Regions from separate parts of the Homo sapiens genome. Here region 2 is linked to region 1. The links are chromatin loops, found by intact Hi-C in ENCODE. Cell type or tissue: gastrocnemius medialis. All regions are shown on one strand. Each heading gives the region's core, and the rest is flanking DNA. Links, peaks and the distances in the headings are about the cores only.

Region 1 (10,390 bases), core at 1,055-9,054:
TTTACCTTGATGAATTCTTAAACCTTGTGACTCAAGGGCAATTATGTTACTGACTGTAGATGACACAGAGAGAGGGTGCAACTTACACAGGTTCACACAGCTAATGAGTGATGTTACTGAGCCTCCAGTTCCAACTGGATAACTGTAGTGCCTGATGCTTAGCCACTGGGTTAATAATCAATACGTCATGTATGGACCACTGACTGCAAAATTAACCACCATGATAGCTAATAACAGCTATGCCAAGTGTGCTGCCGCGTGCTTCACAGTTAGAACTCATTTCCTTCTCCCAGCTACATGAGGGAGGAACTCTTGTTCTCTGTGCTTTGCAGATAAGGAAACTGAGACACGGAGAAGTCATTTCTCCAATGTCCCATGGCAGAGCAGTTTGAAGCCAGGGAATCTGACTCTTCTCCCCCACACTGTACTTACTGCCTCATTTAATTCTCATGACTATCAGATCGCTGTGGTTGTGCCCATTTTGCAAAGAAGGAAAGATGAGGTTCTGGAAGTGCATGTGACATGACCAATCTCACGCAGAGTCTTTAGTCAAGTTGAGACTTGAACTCAGATCCACAAGCCCACTGGGGATCATCCCTACACCCTTGGCCTGGTCCATGTGATCAGAGACCACCTGAACCAAGGAGCCTTCTGCGGGGCTCAGAGAGGTCACCCTCCTCTCAGGCCAGGACCTTGGCTGTAACAGACAGCTCAGCAGTTTCCTGGCCCGTGGCCTGAGTTCAGCTCTCCGCCTCCCTCCGGGAGCAACCCATGAAATATGTGCACTGCTTGCAGGAATGGGGTGTTCAAGGCATGAATCCAGGCCGAGTGGGTGGGGAAATGCCTTCCATTCTCTGGGAAGGTGGGGGATGATGGACTGCGTGTCCAGACAAGGAGACTTGGTGGGTGTATTTCATGCAGCACCTGGGCCTTGCTTCTCCACGGCCAAATCTCCAGGGCTGGAGGCTGGCAGGCGAAATGAAAGTTGATGGGAGCTAAGTGGCCCTTTTCCAGCCCTCCAGGAAATCAGTCAAGCATTTGGCATTTATCGGACACCTCCTTGGGGTTCCTCCTGGTGCAAAGGAGAATGCTAAGACTCCCTTCCTCCATGAGGACCAGGCCAGAGTCCTCTGCCTTCCACCTGAAGCCCCTGCCCATTTTACGTGATAATCAGGAAAATCTCCACTGGCCCCCAACCCCAAGATTTGAATGCCCAACTGTAAAAGCCCATGTGTCTTCTAGCACATTTCCAACAGCCAAGTTTTGACGAAGGTTTATTTAATTTTGGCATAAACACATACTACATATTAGACACTCTCCTAAACTCTGGACAAGTATTTATTAAAATTAATTCACTTTATTCTCTTAACAAACCTATGAGTTAGGTACTATGATTATCCCCCACTTAATAAAGAAATGGAAACACAGAGAGATTAAGCATTTTGCTCCAAGGTCGCCATCCGGGAAGTGACGCCACTGTGGGTATGGTCTAGTCCAGCACTGAATGGGCATATGATGGGGGCTGGGGCTGATAGTGAGAAAGTGGGGGGCATAGATAATGTTCAGGATACACTGGACACTGTCAGTAGCCAGAAACACCACATCTCACCACCAAAGTGTCAGAACATCAGGGTGATATGGCTGCCTGGCTGCTCACCAGCCAGCCGAGGCACCCTTGAGCCTGCCACTGCTGGGATCCCCGACACCACCCCGCTTCACCACCCTCTTCACTGTGCCTGACCAGGCTCTTGGTTTCTTTTCTGAATACAAGATTATGACATTGAAGATGCTTTTTAAGAAGACGTGCTCCTGATGTTCAAAAACAGGCAAAACCTTGGCAACAGAGATCAGAAGAGTGGCTGCCCTTGGAGGGAGGACCAGGAGAAGCCTGGGGTGGCACATGCTCTACGTCTTCCTGAGTCGTGGTTATCTGGGAGGTTGCATATGTAAAAACCTTTCCAGCTGCACATTTAAGATGGGTGCATTTCCCTGTATATAAGTTATGCCTTGAATTTTTTAAAAGATAGATGCCCAGCCCTGTCCCCCTCAACCTTTGATGCCTGCCCCTCCCCACCCCCGGCCAATCTATTTTTTAAAGTTAGTGTCAACACCTTATCTTCGGTAGCTGAACCCAGCCCAGGGCCTGGCCCCAGTGAGGGGCCCAAGGAGTGTCGCTGAGTTCATTGGAAAGATGAACATCCCCGTGATCAAAACAGCACAGAAAACAGTGAAAGATGCTAAACAGCACAAAGATTAAGGATGGCTACAAGCATAAGCCATTATCTGTTATCACTTCATCTCCTGAGATTCCTTCCATCACTTTTCCTCCTCCTCCACCCATTGGAATCGGATACAACTGCACCCCAGAGTCCTTGCCCTGTGACCTTGGGCAAAGAGATTCACCACTGGGCCTCTGCTTTGTCACCTGTGAAACAGGGATAGTAGCAGCCTTCACCTCCGGGGGTTCTTGCGAGAGTTCGATGAGAAAGTAGATTTAAGACTCTTTGCAGCAGTGTGGTGCAGACAGCAGTCGACATATGCACAGAAACACACACACATTCACACCCACACACTCACATATCAGGCCAGGTTATTAGAGCATCGCTGCAATGGTGGGTCTTCTGACGAATAATTTTATCAAGTCCCTCTCTTTCTCATTAGCCTGAGATAGGTCTCTCTTACCAACCTTTCGGGTATGGGGTGCAACACCCCAGCTTGGTTTTCGGAGTCCTCTGCCTTATACCACCACCTGACCTGTTTAAGAACATTTCCTGCTCCTCCCCAGCCCCTGCTGGACTCCTTGGCCAGGTTGATTTTCCTCTCCCAAGAAATACTATATAGCAACTCCTTTGACTTCCCTAGCCCCACCATGAGTCATTCCTCCAGTGACTTGGTGTCCTCTTGACCAGACATGAGCTCCCAAACCAGAACTTCACGCTCTACCTTTGGGATTCAGCCCCTAGGATAAGGGAGACTAAAGCCTACCATGTGCCACGCTGGACTCTGGACACTCGAATTCTTTACTTCATGGAACCTTCACATTCTTTACAAATGGAATGTCAATTTCACAGGGAAGAAAATTGAGGCTCAGAGAGGTGGAGAGGTAATAAGTTCAAGATCTTTCAACTAGTAATTATTTCTCAAGCTCCTACTGGAACCTGGCCCTGTGCAAAGTTCTGAGGACACAATGTGGACAAAAAATGGACCACACCCATATGAGCTCATATATGAGGGAACCAGAGCCACTGGCAATCCCAGTGCAGGGATGAGCGCTGCTGAGAAGGGCGTGACAAACATGACGTACAAGTGCAGAATTAACACACTAATGAGTGAGCCAGCAGTGGGGCAAGAGCTGGTTCCAAGAGTAAATGGGCACTTAGAGGCTTTGAAAAAGGAAGGTGAGAATAACATTTTCAAGTTAGAGATCAATCCGGTTAATGTCCCACAAGGCAATAAGGCCATATCTTTGGAGATATTTTTTTTCTGCCAGACAGAAGCCATTTGCACCCACCAGACAAAAGTCTACAAATTAGCCCCAATCTGGGCCTTAATCAAATAGGAAAGACAAACTCAGGTATATTCTTCTACAGAACTAACTAATCCTTCAGTGGGGCTTTTAAACCGTGCCCCAGTATGGCAACGAGATGAAGCACTGCCTTCTTTTGCCTTATTTCCAAATTTGAGATACTTTGTCTTATTAAAGGAAAGTATACTGGCTTCATTCAGCCTGCACAGGGCAGAAAAAGACTTCTTGAAGAGGAAATCCCTGAACTGAGATCTAAAAAATAAGTAACAAGAAGCCAGGTAAGTGCAAAAGAGCCAGTGCAAAGGAGTTCCAAGGAGCCAGTGCCTGGCAGAGGCCAGCCGTCCCTGTGTGCACTGGCCCCTACTGAGCTCTGCAGCCCGATTCACACCACTCTCTCCATCACTCCCTGCACTGGCAACACCAGCCTCCTGCCAGTTTCTAAAATGAACCACAGGACCCCGGCATGAGCTACTCCCTCTGCCTGCAACACTCCCTGGATCTTTCCTGCTTGTCCTCCAATCCAGAGGCTGGGCTAAGTTCCCTTGTCAAACACTTCCATAGTAACCATGTCCAGCCCTTCTTTGTAGCCCTCATCTCAATTTGTAATTATACATTGGCACTGTGATTACATGATTACCATCCTCTCCTCTACTGCCCCAGTTGCTGCCTCAGGGCAAGGAGGGTGTTGATTCACTCATCAGTGTAACTCCTATGCTAAGCCCATAGGAGGCACCCAGCAAATATTAGAGGGATGGGAGGATGGACGGAGTGATGAGAAGGAGGATGAGAGGATAGATGGATGGAAGAAGGGAGGCTGAATGGATGGCTGGATTGATGCAGGAGAGCACGGATGGGTGGATGGGTGGGAAGGAAGAAAGGAAGGGGGAGAGGGAGGGAAGAGAGCAAAGGGGGAGAAGGAAGAGCATAAAAGTCGGAGTCTGCTTGGCATTTTAGGAGAACTGAGAGTCCCTGGCTGGCAGGTTTGGAACTAGAAGCAAACCTCAGTACATCTGACTTTTCCCACTGAGTTTCTCTGCCTTTCATCATGATCCTGGGTTCAGGGCAATCACTTTTTTAAAAAAATGACGCATGATCCCCAACAGGCAAGGAGCCAATGACCTTTGTCTGAGCCTTTGGTTCCTCTTCTAGAGAAACTGGGGCTATACTTAGAAAACAGGATAAAAGATTGCAAAAATTTGTCTACTCTCAAATTGCACAACCCTAGCGTGGCTGGTCAATGGCTCAACTTTGGGAGCTGGCGGGGCTCAGCCTCTCAACAGACTTGTCCTCCTGGCTCTGCTTCAATGACAACAGGCCAAGCCCTCATGGTAGAAGGTGCCGTTCCCACCAACCTGGGCCTTCTGCCCCCGCAGGCCCTCTCTGGGCAAGGTCAGCTGGTGCGGCAGCCGGTCGCATGGATCTGGGCCACAGACCTGTCTCCAGAATGAGGCCGGGTGAGAGTTTAATGGCAAGAAGGCTGCAGCCTGACTAAGGCTGTCGGCTTGATTCTGCCATGGCTCCCCCCCATGCCAGTAAATGGACCCTGTGCACATGCAGATTAATGCATTATCGCTAATGTTTTGTGCCAGATGCAAAGGCACTCGGGCAGCCCGGCCGAGAGCTGCCATTACCACAGGACCTTTTGCTGGAAAATTTTTCTTGGGGCAATTAAATCTTCAGCTGTCTCCTCCAAGGGAGTGCCAGCTTGCATTTTAATTATCCTCAAAAGAGGGAAGTAGGGGAAAGGACACAAGGCAAAGAATGAAAAAATAACAACCTGCTTTATAAACACAGTGGTTTCTCCCCCATCAACTCCACAGTGCCCTTGACCTTTAGATTCCTGCCTCCCGATACCCTTGGAAGGACCCCTTTAACGGGAAGAAGGGAGAGGAGGTAGGAGAGAGCGTTTCTTGAGTGTGGAATAAGTGTTAGTGCAATGCATTATGCCTGGTTAATTTTTTTTAAATTTTTTTTGTAGAGACAGGGTTTCCCTATGTGGCCCAGGCTGGTCTCAAACTCCTGGGCTCAAGTGATCTTCCTGCCTCAGCCTGCAAGTAGCTGGAACTACAGGTGCATGCCAACCAGCCCAGCTAATTTTTTAAAAAAATTTTTGTAGAGACTGGGTCTCCCTACGTTGCCCAGGCTGGTCTCAAATTCCTGGGCTCAAGTGATCCTCCTGCTTCAGTCTCCCAAAGTGCTGGGATTAGAGGCGTGAACCACCATTCCCAGACTCATGGAAAGTTCGAGAACCGGCAAAACTCATCAGTCAGGTGCTAGGGCGAGGGAAGCACTTGACTAAAAGGGACAAAGGGAACTTTCGGGGACCTGGAAATGCTTATCTTGATTGAGGTGGTGCTTACATGGGTGTACATATCAGTCAAAACTCATCAAACTGTATACTTTAAAATGAGTGCATTTTATTGTTTGTAAGTTAATACTTTAATAAAGTTGATTTTAAAATAATAATAAAATAATACGAGTTAATATTTATCTAGACCTTACTATGTGCCGTCCTAGTCGCGCTTCGTATGTGTTAAGCCCTTTATCCCTCACTCCAATCTGTGACATAGGCACTCAGTACCCCGTTGCCCAAATGAGGAAATTGAAACACAGAGAAGTTTGGCAACTTTCTAAAGTGACGCAGCTAGTAAGAGGCAGGGCCTGGGTTCAAATGGAGGCAGATTTTAAGCCTATAGCTGAACAGCGAAGTCCAAGATTACCCAACTGGTTATTACTAGAGGCAGGATTAAACCCCGGTGCCTTTCCAACGTGATGAAACCGGTGGAAGAGGAAAACGCATTCATTCACTAGGGAAACATTTACTCATCCTCCGCTGCAGGTCGAACTGTAGACACAGAGAGCAACAGACAAATCCCAGGCCCTCGTCGGGGAAGAAAGGGATCATGAAATAAACAGAAAAATAAATGCGAAATGCGGCCAGCGATGAAAGCTCAGAAGGCGAGCTTACCCCGGACCCAAACGCGCAATACTAACCGGGAGTGTAAGGAGGCCACGCCCTCCTCGCGTATTTGTGCCCAAATGAGCTGCCTCCCCAGCGTGCACCAAATTCCTGAGCCACCTGCTCCGAGCTCGATTTCCCTTTCAAGCTGTGTGTTCTGCGGGGGCAGGGAGAGCTGCAAGGGCTCATCTTTCAGGACGTGCTGCAAAGGCCCTTTGAAGTCATCCGCCCTGCTCTTGGCACCTTGCGCCTGGAGCTGAGCTCTTCCAAAAATGACCCCTGCGCATTCCGTGGTGCGGCCGCCCAGCCCAGGCAGTCGCGGTCCAGAGCAGGGGAAGCTGCAGCGCGGCCGACAGCTGGGAGAGCCGAGGCCCTGAGGGAGGACCCTGCCTCAAGCCAAGCAACCAGGCCCTGCGGCCCTCTCCCCACCCCTGTGCGGCCCTGGCGCAGGGAACCGGGACGGGGCTTTCAGGCCTTGAAGGGCAGACTTACTCCACCAAACATTCCCATCGTCGGCTGATGGAGGGCCTCGAGCTGGGCGCTGTGGGTACGTTATCCTATTTACTTCTCTCGGTAGCCCTGCACCATCGCCTCTGGTTCCCAGGTAAGCACAGAGAAGCAGATGACTTGCCCAAGATCACACAGTACTGCAGGAATAGAATTGGCGTCTGGACCTCTCCCCTAATACCCCACGGCCTCCAGAATCTCACCTCAGCCCCTGTCCATCCCGAAATAAACACTCTACACCATTTAGTGAATGTTCTTTCAGAGGTCAGACCCTATACATTCATTTCCTGGCTCCCCCATTTCCTGACTGCGTGACCTTAAGCAAGTTTCTTAACCTCTCTGTGTCAGCGTCCTCCTCTGTAGAATGGTGCCAAAAACTGTACCTATCCCAGAAGGTTACTGTGAGGACCAAATGAGACAAGACAATAAATGTAAAAGTGGTTAAAACTGTGCCCAGATGATAGTGAGCCCTCAAAAACTAGTCACTCTTCTAATTCCATAGACTTGATTAATTTCTGGTTTTTCATAAGTGGATTTACATGTATACATTTAAGGCACCTTTCCAAGTAAGACATACAGGTCTACCTCATTCTTTCAAGCAGCTTCATAACATTCTTGTATTCATTCATTCATTCATTCATTCATTCACCAAACATGTGTAGAGCGGGCAGCTCCTGTACACCAGGCAAGGGCATACAACACACTCAGTCCTTGCTCTGAGTTCTCATGGGAGGGATAATTGACAAATGCATGAATAAATAGTTGAGAGCATTTCACCTTATACTGAGTGCTATGAAGAAAATAAGATGGGGCCAGGCTCTGTGGCTCATGCCTGAAATCCTAGGACTTTGGGAGGCCGAGGCGGGCAGATCATTTGAGGCCAGGCATTCAAGACCAGCCTAGGGTTTTAGTAGAGAAAATCCATCTGTACTAAAAATACAAAAAAACAAAACAAAACAAAAATGCTCTATGTGGTGGTGCATGCCTGTAATCCCATCTATTCTGGAGGCTGAGGCACCAGGATTATTTAAATCTGGGAGGCAGAGTTTGCAGTGAGCCGAGATCTCACCACCACACTCCAGCCTGGGTGACAGAGTGAGACTCTGTCTCAAAAAACAAAAAAAAAAAAAGAAAAAAGAAAAAAGTAAAAAGAAAAGATGGACAAAGTGTTAGAGAGACGCTGGTTGGGAGAGGGAAAACAATTTACAGACAGTGCGTGAAGTCCCCAGGGATATGGCATTTTACTGCCACCGGAAGGAAGAGAAGGAAGGAGAATGGAGCAGTCCAGGCAGAGGAAGCAGCCAGGGCAAAGGCTGGGAGGCTGCACTAAGCTCAAGTGTGATTCAACTGGAGGTAAAGAATGAGCATTTTTGAAACCAGGTTGGAGAGTCAGGCCAGGGCCCAGTGAGACAGCGCCTGTGGATTTTAGCCTGAGAGACATGTGAAGTCCCTGAACCCGGGGGTCCTGCAGCTGTGTAGGAACAGATTGGAGAGGCACCAATGGAGGAACCAGGAAGTTTGTCAGGCTACAGGATTCAGAGGCACGGGCAAGAGGCGATGGTGGCAGGGACTAGGGATGCAGCCTCCAGCCTGGAACATGCCTCAGTGGCAGAGCCCACGGGACCAGCTGATGGGGAAGACAGAGTTGAAGGAAAAAAAGAAACAAGTTGCCACTGACAGATGTCAACATAATAATTTAATTAATGAATTCCCTATTGATGGAGAGCTGGACTGTTTCTATTTTTTCCCTACTTGCAAACAATTTTGTCTTAAACATTATTGCATAGATAGCCCCAGATATGAGATGCTTGGATCAAAGGGGTGAACTTTTTTTTTTTTTAATCATATCCAGATGGCCACATTGCCTCCATTCCACTTGTGTCCAACATGCAGGAGTTCCAGTTTCTACCCTGGAACTTTCTCCTCCTGCTGTGCTCCTGGGAACACTCTGCCCAACCCCTCCACCTCTGGCACAGACCCGGTCTCCAATGCATTTGTATTTCTTGCTGCAATCTGGAATTATAAGTTGTTAAGAAGAAAACCTCAGAACCAGGCTAAGTGGCTAAAAAGACTGCCCAGGGGCCTCTTTTTCCAGCAGGAGGCAGAGAGAGGCTTCCAACACCCTGAAGAGGGCCAGTTTACCCCTATTCTTCCAAATACAAGGAATTGACTTTTATTTTTTTTTCCCTCTTCAGGCCTGAAAACAAGCCAGAGCATTGAATGGCCATGAAAACAAGCAGTGAAAACAGGCCCTGAGGTTACAGGAAACCCTTCTCCCCACCACTCTCTGAGCAGCGGGAAGGAAGGGAGCCACTGTCCTCTGGGTCCTCTGCCCTTCAGCCCTCCTGGAGGCCCACTGGCCTTCCCCATCTCACATGTGATCAATGCCCCCTGGTTGTGGCCACCACCTGCTGCCTGACCCCCATTCCATGCCAGCTTTTGCTACCAGAGTTTCCTTTTCATAAGTGGCCTTTTTAAAGGAAGTATTTTCTTTTAATCAGCAGTCACTGCATCTGTAACAGTGCTGAAGCAGAATTTTGTTATTTTCCCATTACTTAGCGCTTCTCTGTTCCATTTATTTGGGGGAAGAATCGCTAAGATTTCAGAGATTCGTAGCTCTCTTGTACGCGGTATCTGATTTTCACTTTGGCATTTGGAGATGCTTTTGAAGGTGGTTTATGTTATCTTTCCAAGACTTACCTGGTGAGTTACTTAATCAAGAGAGGATTTTGAAACATACTGCCTCTTAATATCTTGTCTTTTGTTTTTGTTTTGTTTTTTTGAGACAGAGTCTCACTCTGTCGCCCAGGCTGGAGTCCAGTGGCATGATCTTGGCTCACAGCAACCTCTGCCTCCCCAGATCAAGCAATTCTCCCACCTCAGCCTCCTAAGTAGCTGGGATCACAGGCACACACCAGCACACCTGGCTAATCTTTGTATTTTTAGTAGAGACAGGGTTTCGCCATGTTGGCCAGGCTGGTCTCGAACTCCTGACCTCAGGTGATCCACCCACCTTGGTGTCCCAAAGTGCTGGGATTACAGGCGTGAGTCACCGTACCCAGCCTATCTTGTCTTTTAAAACAAGTGACTTTTTTTTTACAGCAAAATAAATGGATAGCAACTCTTTGACACTGCTAGTAACTATTATTAATTGACTGCTTAGGAAATGTCAGCTGCCAGGCTGGGCTCATTCCCATTGGATCTTCTCCGCAGCTCTCTAAGGGAGGTGTGAGTTTTTGTATACATTTAATGTGTGAGGACACCAAGGTATGGAGAAGTTGACTACTATCAGTAACTTACCCAAAGTTACAGACCAGGGCAGAAATGAGGTGCAGATTCCATACTCCCCAGGGCCCTTCCTTTGTAACCATGGTTACAAAGCCTCTCAGAGGGAAGGC
Region 2 (10,390 bases), core at 1,430-9,429, 200 kb after region 1:
CTGGTGGTGCTCAGTTCCTTGTAGGGCTGCCCCAGCCGCCTCTTTCAACAATCCATGTGTTTTGAATGTGGCATATGGGAGTCCTCCAGCAGTCCAACATATCTGGCAGGACTTCAGCCAGGATTCCACTTCCTGGACCACTTGTTAGCTAAAGAGACTTATAGGATATATTTGCCATTTTACAAATGGTTGGGTCTAGAAAGAGGCTTTGTGCATTTTAAGATCTTGGGCAGGGCGTTGTGGCTCACACCTGTAATCCCAGCACTTTGGGAGGCCAAGGCAGGAGGATCACTTGACCCCAGGAGTTCAAGACCAGCTTGGCCAACATGGCGAAACCCTGTCTCTACTAAAAATACAAAAATTAGCCGGGCGTGGTGGTGCGCGCCTGTCTTCCCAGCTACTCAGGAGAATCACTTGAACCCAGGAGGTGGAGGTTGCAGTGAGCCGAGATTGCACTGCTGCGCTCCAGCTTGGGCGACAGCAAGACTAATAAGACTAATTAGCTGGGCACAGTGGCATGCACCTGTGGTCCCTACTCAGGAAACTGAGGCGGAAGGATCACTTAAGCCAGGGAAGTCAAGGCTGCAGTGAGCCAGGATCATGCCTTTGCACTCCAGCCTGACAGAGCAAGGCCCTATCTCAGAAAAAAAAGCCATCTTGGGAAGTCCATACTTTCAGACTAAACCATAGTGCTCCAGTCATAAGTCTACTCTTTTCATTAACCTCTTACCATACCTAACTTAGACTCAGGGGACACATTCTGAGGCCGGGCCTGCTCCAAATAGCCACACTTGGATTTCAAGGAACCCCTCCACGTGAAACAGATGTATTTGCCAAAGTTGGCCGTCTTCTTCCCCTTGAAAGAAGGCCTCCTGTTGAGAAGTCAGTAAGGGGAATAGTAGCAGAGAGAGCTGAAATCGAGACAGGAGCCCCCTGGTTGTGTAACTGATAGGCTATGTAATGTCAGGAAAATCTGTAATCCCTGCATGCCTCATTTCTCTCACCCAGCTCTGAAGGTGTGAGAGAGGGGAGCAGCACCCTGTAGCATGGTAGAAAAATAGCATGGGCTTCCGACTTGGACACGGTCCCAGCTCTGTCCCTTACCAGCTGCTGGAGTTTGGAGAAGTGGCCCAGCTCTCTGAGCATCACTGTCCACACCTGGCTTGCCGGGATTTTCAGTGGGAACGTGTGCAGAGCACTTGGCAGTGATGCAGGAACTCAACCAAAGGCAGAGATTTTTTTATAATCATGTGTTTATGTTAAAACCCTATCATGTGGAATGAATGATTCTGTGAAGTTTTATTGCTATGTACTAATTCCCAGTTTCTAGCTATCACCTGGTATTTGAGCTCTTCCTAAAAACCCAGCACTGCTGCTTGGTCACCTGAGAGGCTTAAGAAAAGCAGCAGACTCTCTCTGTCCTGCAGGAAGCTCAGGGTCTAAGATGGTAAGGTTGGAGCACACGACAAGGCTAGTGGGATCTGAGGTCGTCCATGCCTTTTCACTGGGCAGGGGGACAGAAGAGTTCCCATAGAGACTGGGCCCTCTGGGAGTGTTTCCTGGGGAAGGCGTGTGGATGGGAACCCAAAGGGTGAATGCGATCTGAGTGACAGATAGGGGGTGGGAGTTGGGGTAGCCAGATCAGCAGGAGCTGAAGACCCAAAGCAGGAGGGAGGCTGTCACCTCAAGAGAAGATCAACTTGAGGCCAAGGCATCTTTTCTGGAATTTTTGCCCTGGCAAGTGACTGCAGTGAGGTTTTATGGGTTTGGTTTTGTGTTTTTTTGGATGTGATTTGCAGCCACTGTTGTAGCTTATTAAAGTACCTCCTGTGCACCTCACTCCACCTGCTATGTGTACTATCACTGGTCTTTGTACCCGGCAAAGTAGACATTTCCTCATTTTAGGCTGAGCAAACTGAGGCTCGGGGGACCCTGACTTGGTGAAGGTCAGCTGGGATGTAAATTTTGGATCTTCCTACTCCAAAGCCCATGCCTTGAGAGAACACCACCTCCAAGCCACGCTCCTCTGCATTTGGGGCCTGCCCCTGGATATCTGCCTGTGGGTGAGCTGCCTTGGTTTGGTCTCCTGGTCAGGGCTCAGATGTCGTAAGGCGTGGACCTGTGGTCTTCTGGGTTGTCATGGAGCACTGCGAAGCTCCTGTTGTATATGTTGTATAATCTCTGCCCTCTTGCTCCTCTTTTTCCTAACATTTTGCCCGTTCTGTATACCCGAAGACTGAAAACAGTGTTATCCCATTTGTCAGTACTCCCATTCCTTCGACCCTGACAACAGGCACGTTCACAGCACAGTCATCCCTGTTTTTGCCCTACTTTAAGCACCACAGTTGGGAGTGCAGCCTTAGAGGAATGATGCATCAGGAAGCGTGACTCCCTGGCCTTGGTGCCTCTGAGTGATTGGAGGAGACATTCGTGCTGGGGCCACCGAACCCCCAGGGCTGGCATGTTGATGTCTGAATGTGAAAAGCCAGATGCTTTGGTGTATTAAACAAGTGAAGAATGACTAACCCCACTTAGAGGAAGGAGAGGACTGCCGTCTGTGACCCTGACAGATGACTTTGCCTCTGTGCACTTGTGAGGCCTGCTTGCTCCACAGCACGATATGCTGAAAATTAATAACCTGAGCCTCAGTTTGCTCATCTGTAAAATGAGGATAATTCTTACATGGTCCTTTGGACAAATGAGGTGTTGCATATTCAGTTTGCACGGCAGCTAGCATGTCATAGGTATCATTAGCTACAGTGATAATGCCACTACACAGGACTGCGGGTGAATTTAGGTAGGAGTGAATTCTTGGCTAGCCACCCAATAATACCCCACTTTGAGTTTATACTGTACCTTAGTCTATGAGTATGCCAATGGGATGACTTTCTTTTCTATTAACTAAATCTGAGAGTCAGGATAGAAAGAGAAAATTGGGCTTTGGGTTTGAAGTCCCAGTCTGTGATACCCTAAGAACCAAAATGACCATTAACATGAATGACAGCAAGATCGATCTTACTGAATGCCCCACCCTGGGTCAGGTGCCATGACAGGCAATTTACTTGAAGAATTCTTCACTCTTCACAGCAGGCCCCTGAAGAGGAAAGAGTTCCATGCCCATTTTCTAGTTTAGGAGAAGGAGATCATGGAAGTAGCTAGTAAATGGCAGAGCTTGCATTTGAACCAGGACTGTCTGCCATAGAGCCTGTGTTCTTCCCTGAGGGAGCACTGGAGTGACGATAAACCTCGTGGTTACCAGACTTCCACATTTCCTAAGATGGTGCAATTTTAAAAACTGGGGAGGCAGGTCCAGGAGGGAAGCAATTTTTAAAACCATTCCTACTTACTTTCATCATCATTTCATCAAAGAAATGATGTTTTAGGCCAGGCATGGTAGCTCATGCCTGTAATAATCCCAGCACTTTGGGAGACCAAGGCAGGAGGATTGCATGAGCGAAGCCAGGAGTTTGAGACCAGCCTGGGCCACATAATGAGACCCCGTCCCTACAAAAATAAAAATTAAATCTAGCCAGGTGTAGTGGCATGTACCTATAATCCCAGCTGCTCAGGAGGCTGAGGCAGGAGGGTTGTTGAGCCCAGGAATTTAATGCTGCAGTGAGCTATGGTTGTGCCACTGTACTCCAGCTTGGGTGACAGAGTGAGACCCTGTGTCTTAGAAAAGAAAGCAAAAGGTAATGACATTTTGACACTAATAAAGTAGGAAGGCCATCCTTTTAGAGTAAGGGATAATCACCAAGGTATTCTGTGCCTGCAGGCTGAGGAGTAGGGGAAGGAGGTGAACACGTGAGCCATCCTTGTCTCCAGCCCCATCCTGCTGTGCATGTTCCCCTCATATCTCCCAGGCTTCTGTTCTCCAAGCTGCTAATGGCCTTCATGAAAGTAGTTCAGTTTCTCAGTCTTCTTAAACAGACCAGACACCTGCCTGACTGGCAGAGAAGCTTGCTGGAAGACCGTTCACTGCCTGGTTGGCACCATGTCCCCTTTTGTCCCCCGAGCACTAGACCTGTGCACAGGCACGTAAGCCTTCCATGAGCCTTTTTTCTGAGTGAGTCTATTTATAAATGAAGGGATTAGATGGGTTTTAAACTCCACTTAAGACTCTTCTTGTCTTCTCTAGGAAGGGATTTTGCATCGTTACATGTCAAAAGCAGGGGATTTGGAGTGAGACTGCCCTGAGTTAAACCCTTTTCTCTACCACTTACTGTCTATGAGGCTGTTCTCTCTGAGCTTCAGTTTTCTCATCTCTAAGACGAGGGGGACGATAACCCCTACCTCTTAGGGTTGCTGGGGTGAAATGAGGCAATGGATGTAAAACACTCGATCCTTTAACAGTGATTGGAAAGCAGTGTTGCTTTACGAGGTTGTTGCCTATAACACAGTTAGAACTTGCACAGACAGACTGCTCAATAAGTGATTGCTGTTACGCCAGTTACAGAGAAATAAGAAGGTGGGGTGCACTGAGAGAACTTGGTCCAAGAGCTGAAATGAGAAAGGTAAGGATTCATAGCACATTTTCCCAGATCACTGACACCTTCCACCCCCAAGGTCATCTCAGGTGCAAGCTACTGGAACCATTGCTGAGCCGGCTTTGGAAGCACTGATTGAAGACTATCATAGTGCAGAGACTTTGGGTAGTAAAGCTGGAAAACTTTGGATTAAGTGCTGGTTCTACTGCTCAGCAACTCTGGTGTGGGGCAAGTTGCTCCATTTCTCTGGGCCTGTTTTCTTGTGAAAACTGGCCAAATCCCTCCTCACAGTAATCATGGAAGGGCACTACAGATGTCAGTTGCAGGTTTATCACATCACCACTTTTCATTATGCTTAGCAGGTGTGATTTTTGCCCTCAAGGAGCGGGCTCTGGTCAGAGGTAGGGGTTCCACAGAGAGGAATGAGAAGAGCCCCGGTAGAAGCTGGTAGCCAGGCAGTCAGGCACAGCCTGAGCAGTCAGGGAGCTGAGATGTGGCATCTGCTAGGATGAAGCACCACAAGCCTAAGGCCTCCCCAAGGGCCCACTGGGGCTGAGACCTACACCCTTTATTGTGCCCACAAGTACCTGGGAGGGTCTGTGCTTAAACTCAGAACCATGTGGTCTGAGCCATTCCTGTTCATAGCTACAGAAAGCGCCTCCACTACCTTCGGTGAGCTTACTGTGCTGTTAGCTCCCTGGGAAAAATGCTCTTTCTGTGATGGCAGATGGGAAAAGAACCCCAAGCCAAGATCCTCTCCCCAGTAGAGAGCCCTCTTATTTTCCTTCTTTGTGCCCACAAGAGAGAACCAGACTCAGACCTGTAGGCTGTTCTGAGGCTTCCAACAGGAGGGCCAGAGCCAGTGCCAGAGCTAGAGGGAGCAGGGAGGAGCCTTTGGGAAATGTCAGCTTCACTTCCTGGCATGGGACCCAGTGATTACAGCGGTCATTACAAGCTGGTGTCTCAGGAGTTCTTGCAGAGTGCTGTGCTGTTGGTCTGACCTTCTGTAGTCACACTGTGTTCTGCTAGTTTATTATGTAAAAAGGAACCTCTGGTTTCTGAACCTGCCTCCTTGCCAACACTGCTTTTCAGCTGCCACATGCTACCTTCCTGCTGATGGGCATCCTTTTCAGGAGATTGTCCGCAGGGAGGGAGGAAAGGAATGCTGGAAAGTCATAACTGGTCCCAAAGATTATTTTAGCACATCACATGTGGCTGTATAATTTCTCATCGTATTTCACAAGGTCTTAATGTCTCAGATGGTGAGGGCCTACCCTAAATACCCTCTTCCCCCATCTTCAGGTTGATCTGCTGTGTCTACGGAAAGCACGGAGAGAAAGCAATAGGCATGCTAAATAGAGCTAGAGTTTGAGATGGCTGCTGAATCATCAGGGAATATGTTTATGATGATTTTCTTTTTCCAAGTCAAAAACTGGGATACAAGACCCACAAGTGGATTTTTTTGAGGGGAATTAACAGACCAAGGAACAGAAGCAGCAGAGTGAAAGACTGGGCCCGAGAAATCCTGTATTTTCTTTCCAGATCAGCCACACCCACTTTCTTGGTCACCCGCTCCCTGGGCAGTAGAGCAGGGAGTCACATAGTCTAACCTCCCGTTTGGCAGTGTGGAAGCTCTCCTTTGTCCACTGGGCATGGAAGAGTCCAGACAAGACCCCACATCTGGACCTTTCTATTGGAGCTGCCAGCTTTTCTTGTTCATTAAAGTACCCTATTTTTCCTATTAAAAACTAAAATATAACATTGGTGTGTGTTCATTATTAAAAATCAGAAGTGAGGGAAGAGGAAAATCCAGTCACAACAAGCACAACATGTTGGTGTATTTATTGTCAGATTTTCCTACACTGAGGGGTTTGTGTTTTTACATAGTTATGGTCATGCTGTGCGCTACACAACTTTGTAACCTACCCTTTTCCACCTACCCCAGGGAAGTGCTTTTGTCATAATCTTCAAAATGTCATGCAATGATCTCATTTCCTCTGTAGTATATCAGTGCGTTGAAGGATCATTTGCTTACTTAATCCTTATTTTTGGACTTGTGAGTTGTTATATTTCAGTGAACTTCTTTATCCATAAAGTTCTTTTCATATTTAGGTTTATCTGTTAAGCTTGGCTTTCAGGAGTAGAATTTCAGGGAGCTACCAATCTAAACACCTTTGAAGCCCTAAAAACAGTGCCAGACTACCTTCCAGAAGCCTTATCCCCTCCTCCAGCAGTGTGCGGGGCACCCTCACCAGCCAGAAACACTTTCAGTGGTTGCGTGGCTGAGAACCATGGCCTGTTCAGATTTAACACGTTTATAGTCTCTGGTTGGGGACAGTTGGCCAGGAAGGGGTAGAGTCATTGAGTATGTTTGTCCCTGCTGTGGGCCAGGAACCTGAGTCATTCCACCCAGACCTCAACCAAGAGTCCCCAGTGCTCAGAGGGAGAAACTGAGGCCAACAGACAGTAAATTATCCAATATTGTCCTATCCTGCTGCCTCTTGGGAGGACTGGCCAGGTCCCTTCCCAGGAGCTGAGGACAACGAGCTGGTGTTGTCAGCCCGCACAGGTGGCAAGTCATGGCAGCCACGGTGCTGGCTCTGCCTGACAAAGAAAGGCACGCACAGTGAAAGACTTGTCTGCTTTGGTCATTCGGGCACTTTAAAAACTCCTAGATGGGCCAAGGTAGGTGGATCACTTGAGCCCAGGAGTTCAAGACCAGCCTGGACAACATGACAAAACGTCGTCTCTACTAAAAATATAAAAATTAGCCTGGCGTGGTGGCATGTGCCCTGTAGTCACAGCTACTCAGGAGGCTGAGGTGGGAGGATCACTAGAGCACAGGAGTTCAAGGTTGCAGTGAGCTGTGATCAAGGCACTGTACTCCAGCCTGGGTGACAGAGCAAGACCCTGTCTCAAAAAACCTCCTAGATGATTCCATGTGCAACGAGGCTGGAGCACTGTTGCCCTAGATGGCCCGCCCTGCCCAGGACAGCGCTATACTTAGCACTGATCCGATAGCTCAGAGTGGGCGCTGCCCAAGACTAATCTCTGTGGGCCCTTGTATTCTAGGCCTCCAGTAGAATAAGCCACTGAAGGGCAGGCTTCTTGTCTTATTCCTGAGGCCTGGCACTAAGGCAGTTTCCAAATAATAGCCAACACTAATAGGATCAGGCACTCTTCTTGGTTTTACGTTCATTTAATCTTCATAATAGCCTGTGACGCAGGTACAGGTGATGAGACCAGGGAACAGAGGACTTAAATTCCCCCACAGTCGAGGGGCAGCTCCTGTTTACTCAGTTGCCCGTTCTGGCTCCAGAGCCCTCGTTCTTAACCCCCACAGTGCACTGCAGCAGACAGTGCAGGCCCAGTCCAGCCCTGCCCCTGGGTGTGGGATTCTGGCCCATGTTAAGACCTGAGCAGGTAGCCTGGTTCGGATTCTCAGAGGCCTGAGCTTCACTCTTCTCTTCTGTAAAACAGGATTACTGAACCTAGAGAGGGTTGCTGTGGCGTTTCTAACAAACAGCACAATTAATCACAGAGAGTGGGGAAGAAAGCATGAGTGGAAGCAGTGCTGGCAAGGTCTGTGGGGACAGACTATCCAGGGTGGGCCCTGCGGTGTCTTGCTCCTAATAGTACGGGGAAGCCAGGGTTCAAGATTGGTTTGACAGCTAGAGCCAGCAAGCTTGGGTTCCCAGCTAGTGTCTGCCCCTTAGTCAGTGTGCCCTTGGGTAAGTTACTTAACCTGAGCCTCAGTTTCCCTATCTGAAAAATAAGCATGTGTGAATAAGACCAGGGAGGTTGTGAAGCTAGATTTACCCCATCTCTTTAGAGCTCTGCCCCACAGCCCCCAGCACACACAGCTTCAGTGTTCCTCTGGGTTGAGGGCTGGTGCCCAGGCCTGCTGACCAATGTCCCCTCCTTACCCGCCTTCTGTCTTCCAGGTCGATTCCTCGGGACCCACAGTCTCACCACGTCTCCTCCAGAGGACGGCAGAGGGTACAGGTGGTGGCCTGGCCGGTTGGCGATCTCCCGACAGCTGGATCCGGCAATGTGAAGCTTTTGTTTGGGTTTCCCCGCTTCTTTTTAGTTTTGCTTTATTTTTTTCCTTTTCTTTTCTTTTTTTTTTTTCCTCTTTCCTTTTTTTAAATTTAAACCATTGAGACTTCAGAAGAGCAGGACACAATGCTGTGGACAGGCACCAATTTCTTTAAAGAAATTCAATGTGGGCAAGGCATATGTGTAAATTTCACTTTTACTTTTTATAAGGGGTTAGGGAGCTATTTTTGGTTTTGTCCTTCACTTTCCCTCTGTCTTCCTTCTTTATACTTTTCTCAGTTCTACTTATGACACCTCACTTCCCTAGAGAAGGCCTGCCTCCCCATAGGGAATCTGGGGGTTTCTTCTGGAACGGGGCGTGAGGACACAAGGAGGCCTCTGGGCCACGCCTCCCTACCAGATGCAGGAACTCCTGGACTCCTTGGTGGGCTGGCCCTGGCTAGCCCTTGGGCCTCGGAGATGATCAGAGGTGAAGAACCGCCTGGAAGAGGAAGGCCAGGGTTTGGCCAGGAGAACTAAGAAGGTCTCAACTCCAGGCTTTGTTGTGTTTAAGCTATTGAGAGCCCCAGGCCACACCAGGACTTGCAGTGGTGGGAATCCATTCCTCTTCTGCCCTGTGTTGCAGGGAACTAGGAGGTAAGGGTGGAGGGCGACCATCTCGCTCTTGCTGGCGGTGGAGCAGCCATCCCTGCCTTTCTGTTGGGAAAAACTGTTGTGCCAAACTCTTGTGTGGAACACAGCTGGGTCTTCAGCAGGCATCTGTCACTGCCGTGAGGTCAGCGCTTCTCACCTAACTGCCTCCTGGATTGTCATCTTCCCAGATGTGTCCCATAGTGTCCAGGTGTCACAGAGACGGCCTGAGGCCCTAAGATCTGGTTGTGACTTTGCCATGATAACAGGGTGTCCTGAACTGGCTGCCGTTGTCGTGTTCTCACAGTGAAGGGCGTGCCCTGTGTGCCGGGGTCCATGGTGTCATATGCAGTGACACACACTGTCAAGCGCCATTTCCCTCACCCCTGGAGACTTACTGTTAGGTGCCTGCCCTCAGTATAGACGTATCCAATGGGAAAACAGCGGACCTGCCCAGAGCAGGGAGGTGTCGTGGAACTGGGTAGACCCCCTGCAGCGTTAGGGGCCCATTTGTGGGCTCGCCACCTTCAGGCTTCCCCAGCCATGACACTTCAGCCCCGCCACCCATGCCTGTCTGCTGCAGCCATCCTTGCACTCTCCAGCGACACTCTCGCACCTCCCTAGGGGAAGCTTCCCTCCCCCTGGGCTGCTGCTCTGAGCCCATCTGTTCTCCCCCTGCAAGAAGGGGCAATGCTCTTGTGTTGTCCCTCTGTCTGGACGCGCCTGGCCACTCCGAAGGCTTTTCACCCCATTATGGCCAAATAGTATAGGGCCACTGGGGAGGGGGAAGGGAATCATTTTGTGTTCATTTTTGTTTTCTGTTTCACCTAAACCAGCATAGGATTGATAGGGGAGACGGTTGGCGGGCATTTCCGTTTCTATGTGACCAAGGCAGCAGGGGCTTTTACCTGCTAAGCGGCAATCCTTTGGCCCTGAGAATTTGGGAGAGAACAGTGCATCAGGCCAGGCTCAGCAATATGTTTGCTCACATTCTTTCAGCCTTCTGTCACCCCCCTCAACACCAAACTTTCTTCCTTGTGAGCAGAAGGTTGGCTGCTGTTAGCAGGATCCCACAGTGATAACCAGGCCCTTCCCTTCCTAAGCCAAAACCCATTGTGACTGCCTGTCTCTCCTGTCTCTGACTTCTCAGGCAGCCTCCTGAGTGCACTGAGTTGTATCCGAGAGGGTGGGAACAGCAGCATCCCCTAATTGCA

The links. A loop is a pair of places that touch in the nucleus more often than their neighbours do. Peaks named below come from ENCODE experiments on the same cell type or tissue, not always from the same donor. Only the 100,000 strongest peaks of a DNase experiment are listed, where the experiment ranks them.
Region 2: a loop joins it to region 1, with 2.1 times the contacts of the local background. A loop is called at or near these places in 2 of 110 quality-filtered maps.

The regions. Positions count from the first base shown.
Region 1 is chr20:1,940,620-1,951,009 of GRCh38, forward strand. PDYN-AS1 (PDYN antisense RNA 1) reads left to right here and starts at 6,591. Exons shown (of 4, transcript NR_134520.1): 1 at 6,591-7,032. RefSeq lists enhancers at 1-71, 4,910-5,456, 6,890-7,437 and silencers at 6,584-6,878, 10,224-10,390. In gastrocnemius medialis, for the core only: no CTCF peak of the experiment used is centred there; DNase peaks (open chromatin) are centred at 3,242, 4,822, 6,292, 6,622 and 4 weaker places; H3K4me3 peaks cover 858 bases; H3K27ac peaks cover 3,346 bases.
Region 2 is chr20:2,135,353-2,145,742 of GRCh38, forward strand. It overlaps STK35 (serine/threonine kinase 35), which reads left to right. Exons shown (of 4, transcript NM_080836.4): 4 at 8,432-10,390. LOC124900458 (a long non-coding RNA gene) reads left to right here. Exons shown (of 2, transcript XR_007067499.1): 2 at 1-6,246. Among named protein-coding and RNA genes, the nearest start is that of STK35, 39 kb to the left of the region's middle. RefSeq lists an enhancer at 10,345-10,390. In gastrocnemius medialis, for the core only: no CTCF peak of the experiment used is centred there; a DNase peak (open chromatin) is centred at 5,419; H3K27ac peaks cover 4,214 bases.